Regions from separate parts of the Homo sapiens genome. Here region 1 is linked to region 2. The links are chromatin loops, found by intact Hi-C in ENCODE. Cell type or tissue: ascending aorta. All regions are shown on one strand. Links, peaks and the distances in the headings refer to the core of each region. The heading gives the core; the rest is flanking DNA.

Region 1 (2,893 bases), core at 204-2,703, 250 kb before region 2:
GCGCGAGCCATTGCGCCCAGCCTTTTTTTTTTTTTTTTTTTTTTCCTAAACAGAGACTGGGAGGAGCCGGGCACGGTGGCGCACGACTGTATTCCCAGCACTTTGGGAGGCTGAGGCGGGCAGATCACCTGAGGTCGGGAGTTCAAGACCAGCCTGGCCAACATGGAGAAATCCAGTCTCTACTAAAAATGCAAAATTAGCCGGGTGTGATGCCGCGTGCCGTAATCCCAGCTACTCAGGAGGCCGAGTCAGGAGAATAGCTTGAACCCGGGAGGCGGAGGTTGCGGTGAGCCGAGATCGCACCATTGCACTCCAGCCTGGGCAACAAGAGAGAAACGCCGTCTCAAAAAAAAAAAAAAAGAAAATAGAGACGGGGTCTTACTATGTTGCCCAGGCTGGTCTGGAACTCCTTGGGCTCAAGTGATCCTCTCACCTCAGCCTCCCAAAGTGTTGGGGTTACAGGTATGAGCCACAGTGCCCAGCCATCTGCAGCCTCATAGGACAAGCTCAGAGGGTACAGACCCAAGCTCCATCTCCAAAAGCTCTCAGTGCCCCCAGGAATGAGCCCTTAGTGCATCCCCAACACTGCTCTCGGCACATGACACACAATCTTTTTTCTTTTTTTGAGACAGTCTTGCTCTGTCACCCAGGCTGGAGAGCAGTGGTGCGATCTCGGCTTACTGCGACCTCCGTCTCCTGGGCTCAAGCAATTCTCCTACCTCACCTTCCCAAGTAGCTGGGATTACAGACGCGCACCACCACGCCCAGCTAATTTTTGTATTTTTAGTAGAGAAGGGGTTTCACCATGTTGGCCAGGCTGGTCTCGAACTCCTGACCTCAGGTGATCCACCCACCTTGGCCTCCCAAAGTGCTGGGATTACAGGCGTGAGCCACTGCGCCTGGCCACAATCTTTATTTTAATTCCCATGATGCTTCTATGAGGCAGCAGAGCCCGGAAGTTAAAGGGGCTGTGAAGGCCTTCACAGTGCTGAGATCCAATCCAACCCTTGCTACTTAACTACCTGGGTGACCCTGGTCATTTTCTTTTCTTTTGAGACGGAGTCCGGCTCTGCCGCCCAGGCTGGAGTGCAGTGGCGCGGTCTCGGCTCACCGCAAGCTCCACCTCCCGAGTTCACGCCATTCTCCGCCTCAGCCTCCCCACTACAGGCGCCCGCCACCACGCCCGGCTAATTTTGTTTTTTTGTATTTTTAGTAGAGACGGGTTTCACCATGTTGGCCAGGATGGTCTCCATCTCCTGACCTCGTGACCCGCCCGTCTCGACCTCCCAAAGTGCTGGGATTACAGGCGTGAGCCACCGCACCCAGCCCACCCGGTCACTTTCAGGTCTCCAACCTTCGATTTTCCTCATCCCCAAAATGAGAATAACAATAACATCCACCTGTCAGGACTGGTTTGAGAATGAAAAAACCTAAAGCAGGATAAGGGCTTGTTACATTACTGGCAGAAGCCGCCGCCCCATTCTGTAGGGGAAATAGAGGTTCACAGAGGTAGGGTCACCTACCCAGGATCAAAGAACTAGAAAGCGGCAAGTGTGGGACTGGAAGGGGCCACAGGCTGGCTGCAGTGCACCAGCCCTCTTGCACTAGGCTCTGCTGCCTCCCTACGGACAGGCCCAGAGCCCAGATCCTGGAGAAACCGAGGCCCCACCCTCTTGGAACCACCAACAGGGCCCTAGACGCCCATCAGGTGCAGGAGGAAGGGGCCCAGAGGAGGGGAGGGCCAGGCTCAGGCATCGGAGGCAGAGAAGGGCCGGGACGCCGGCGTCTGCGAATGTCTACACCGGGCGCCCGGGGGCTCAGCAACCCGCGAGCACTTGTGGACGCACACCAGAGAGGGGGGATGACAGGCGCCCCGCAGGAGAGGCCCGTGAGGGTCGCAGCAAACCTGGGGGTTTCGTGGAGGGCTGTGAGGGTCCCGCGAGATCCGCGAGGTGTCTGGGTCTGGGAGGGTCGGTCGAGCCCGCAGCTCGGGCCATCCGGGCCTCTGCCAGCCCGGGATGAACTGCCCGCACCCCGGCCGCACCCTCCGGGTCGGCCCGGTTACCTTCCTCGCTGAAGGGCGCCGGGAGGCCGAGGAAGCCGCTGGGGGCCAAGGCCGCCGCCACCGCCGCAACTGCACCCTCGCCCGCTTCCCGCCCGGCTTCGGCCTGGGCTTCTGCCGTATGAGCGGCCGTCACCCGCACTGCCATCGCGCCCTCCATGTCGCAACGCGCCGCAGGAAGATGGCGGATTTACGACCATGTCGTCATAACAACGGGCCGCGCCGAGGCCAGCGTGAGGGAACGGCAAGAGGAGGGCGGGGCAGAACCGGAGCGGATTGACGGACAGGCGGGGAGCCGGGCCTGGATAGCGGTGTGGCCTTAAAGGGCAGAGGCGGGGCCGGGCGCGCTGAGAGCGAAGATGGGGCGGGACTGTGGGGAGGGCGTGGTTACGGTGGAGCAGATTGCCAGCCAGGGGGCGGGGCGGCAGAAGGACCTATGTTCGAGGCTGCACTCGGATTTGAGAGCCAGAGAACGCGAGGGGCGAGCGGACTGGCGGCTGCTAGGCAGCCGCGCCCCAGCGCTTCCGTACCTAAGGACAGGTCGCCCCGCCCGCGGCTGCTGCTGGGAAGCCGCCACAGCTCCAACCAGGGGTGTGGTGCCTGCTGCCCACTGACCGCCTAGGGTGTTAGAGCCTCCCAAGATGGTTACCCGGGTCACGGGAAAAGAACACGGGTCGGGGATGGCTCATGGGTAGCTCTGCGAAGCTGTTTTATTCTTTTATATACTTTTAATTTTTTTTTCTTTCTTTTTTGAGACGGAGTCTCTTTCTATCGCCCAGGCTGGAGTGCAGTGGCGCGATCTCGGCTCACTGCAAGCTCTGCCTCCCGGGT
Region 2 (2,893 bases), core at 197-2,696:
TGACTCCTCTCTCCATCCCCAGGCTTGCCCAGAGCCCGGGTCCCACGAGCAGCTGTCATTTCTGTGACCTCACTCGTGCCCCTTCTCCTTCCTTCTCCACTGCCTCCACCTGGTCCAGCCCATCACAGTCTCTGGCCAGCCACTCTGGCCTCTTCACTGGACCCCCTACCTACCTCTTTTTACTTATTTATTTTTTGAGAAGGGGTCTCGATCTGAGAAGGGGTCTCCAGCCCAGGCTGGAGTGCAGTGGCACGATCTCAGCTCACTGCAAGCTCCACCTCCCGGGTTCACGCCATTCTCCTGCCTCAGCCTCTCCGAGTAGCTGGGACTACAGGTGCCCGCCACTGCGCCCAGCTAATTTTTTGTATTTTTAGTAGAGACGGGGTTTCACCGTGGTCTCAATCTCCTGACCTCGTGATCCGCCCGCTTCGGCCTCCAAAAGCGCTGGGATTACAGGCGTGAGCCACCGCGCCCGGCCTCCCCTACCTACCTCTTAACCCTGCTGCCAGGTACCTTTCAGAACATAACTGAAGATGTCACTGCCCTGCGTTAGCCCCTCCCTTCTGCCCACACACCTCCCAGACCTTGCCCAGAAGAGCCTCTGCCACCCTTGCCTCTGCTTTCTTTCCTTCTCATGGCCCACAGTGCACCCCACTGCTCCTGTCCCAGCCTCTGGGACGGGTTTCCTATCTTCCCCCTATTCCCTGTACGCGGCCTGGGCTTCTCTTCCCAGATGTCAAGGCCTGGCTCACTGCGCTTCTGGAAGCCTGACTGCCAAAACGAAAGCGGCCCCTCAGCCCCCGCACCCAGTTGACCCTCCCACGACGGTGCTGCCAGCCTGGGACTTTCCTTTACCAGTGCTTGGCACAACCAAAGCCCCACAGCCGCCAGTGGAAACGATAATCCCATGAGGCTGCGCTGCCAGGGCGGGGGCACCAGCACTGCTGTTCGGCAAAGGCTTGGGGAGTGACGGGGCACAGCACTCAGGGCCTCCTGGGCTTCTGCGGACCCGCCCCTCTCCTGCATTCTCCCTGCTCCCTGGAGAAGACGGATCGCGGATGAAAGGTCCCCAGGCCGACTGCTCAGAGGTGGTTCTTCGCCCCCGCCGCCTCCCGGGACCAGCCCCGACCTAGGCTCAGCCCTCTCCTCCCCTCATCGGGACTTCTGGTCCCCACTCCACCCCATAGCCGGCTTCTCGATGAGCCCACGCTGCTGCTCCCGGCGGCCGGGCTCCGATCGCCGTCCTCCCCGAGAGCAGCCGGGGCCGGCTCTCCCGCCTAGTATCACCGCAGCCTCCGCGACCCCGCGGGCCGGCGCACACACAGCCTCTCGCCTCCACGGACCCCAATGCGTGCCCACCCCACGCGCGCCTCCGCTATGCCGGCTGCAAACCCAGCTCCCTCCCCGCACGGCCCCAGAGCTCCGGGCTCACTTGGTCTTGAAGCGGCCCACTCCGGCCGCGGTCTCTGCCATGTTGCCGCCGCCGCCGCTCCAGCTGAAACCTGCTAGGGTCCCGGCAGCCACCGCCGCGTGAGGGAGGTTAGCACCGAACTCTTCACAGAACGCCACACTCCCGGCGCGCTGCGATGGCGTCACCGCGCGCGACCACTGTGACGTCCCCGCCGGCGCCGCGCACTTGGCGCCATCTTTGCTTCGGGCAGTGGCGGCTGCATCGGGAAGCGGAAGCGGGCGGAGACGTTTCCGGCCTGGAGGGAGGGCCGTGAGCTGTGAGGGTGCTTCGCGGGTCGGTGGGGGTAGACCGGCGGATGTGGCATCGCTGGTGGCCTGGCTCTTTGATACCAGTATAAAAAGGCATTTGTAGCCAGCGTTTACTCCTGCTTTTCGGCGTTCTGGGATGTGGGGGTACCAGCTGTCGGGTGCGGTCCGTGCGTAGAGCCGTCAACCTGACCCTGCCCCTGGGCTCGCAGTGTGGCTCTTGATAAATAACGTAGGTAAATGAATAAACCGGGTAATCTCAAAGGCATTCATGTATTGAGCACCTTCTGTGTGCAAAGCACTGTAATCGGCACTTGGCGGACACCAGAGAAGAAACAGAACGGGCGACGAGTGATAGTTGCTGAGCGCGATGGAAAAAGGAGGAGGGCCGGGCGCGTTGGCTCACGCCAGTAGTCCCAGCACTTTGGGAGGCCGAGGCGGGTGGATCACCTGAGGTCGGAAGTTCGAGACCAGCCTGACCAACGTGGAGAAACCCCGTCTCTACTAAAAACAGAAAAAAAAAATTAGCTGGGCGTGGTGGCACATGCCTGTAATCCCAGCTACTTGGGAGGCTGAGGCAGGAGAATCGCTTGAACCCCGGAGGCGGAGGCTGCAGTGAGCTGAGATTGCGCCACTGGACTCCAGCCTGGGTGACAGCGTGAGACTCCGTCTCAGAAAAAAAGAAAGAAAGAAAGAAAAAAAAACAGAAGGGAGGGAGCGGAAGGGAGGAAGGAGGAGGCTGTATTGAGAAGGTGACGCCTGAGCAGACACAAGTTCGCGAAGCAGGGAGCCCTGTGGAACGAATGGTGTTGAGAACAGCCAGGGCACAGGCCTAGGACTGGGGGTGCCAAGCATTGAGTAGCAACAAGCCGGGTGGCTGCAGGGAGTGGGTGCAGAGGGCAGAGGGCATGCAGTTGCCTGTGCGCCGTGGCGAGGAGTTAGCTTTTACTCTGAGTTCAAGGTTTTGAGCCATTTGTGCTACTGGCTCTGAAGCTGGTAGAAAGTAACAGCCAGGCCGGGCGCGATGGCTCACGCCTGTAATCCTAGCACTTTGGGTGGCCGAGGCCGGTGGATCACGAGGTCAGGAGTTCGAGACCAGCCTGGCCAGCATGGTGAAACCCAGTCTCTGCTAAAAATACAAAAATTAGCCTGGTGTGGTGGCGGGTGCCTGTAATCC

The links. Peaks named below come from ENCODE experiments on the same cell type or tissue, not always from the same donor. Only the 100,000 strongest peaks of a DNase experiment are listed, where the experiment ranks them.
Region 1: it touches region 2 in a loop (3.0-fold over the local background); 6 of 110 quality-filtered maps call a loop at or near these places.

What each region holds. Positions count from the first base shown.
Region 1 is chr16:2,222,943-2,225,835 of GRCh38, reverse strand. E4F1 (E4F transcription factor 1) reads right to left here and starts at 2,245. Exons shown (of 14, transcript NM_004424.5): 1 at 2,066-2,245. The coding sequence starts at 2,222. RefSeq lists enhancers at 55-555, 1,811-1,950, 2,181-2,350 and silencers at 2,031-2,120, 2,411-2,550. In ascending aorta, for the core only: a CTCF peak has its summit at 1,645; DNase peaks (open chromatin) are centred at 1,754 and 2,335; H3K4me3 peaks cover 2,335 bases; H3K27ac peaks cover 1,143 bases.
Region 2 is chr16:1,970,745-1,973,637 of GRCh38, reverse strand. It overlaps TBL3 (transducin beta like 3), which reads right to left and starts at 1,585. Exons shown (of 22, transcript NM_006453.3): 1 at 1,433-1,585. The coding sequence starts at 1,473. RefSeq lists enhancers at 1,260-1,399, 1,460-1,799. In ascending aorta, for the core only: no CTCF peak of the experiment used is centred there; a DNase peak (open chromatin) is centred at 1,667; H3K4me3 peaks cover 2,455 bases; H3K27ac peaks cover 1,324 bases.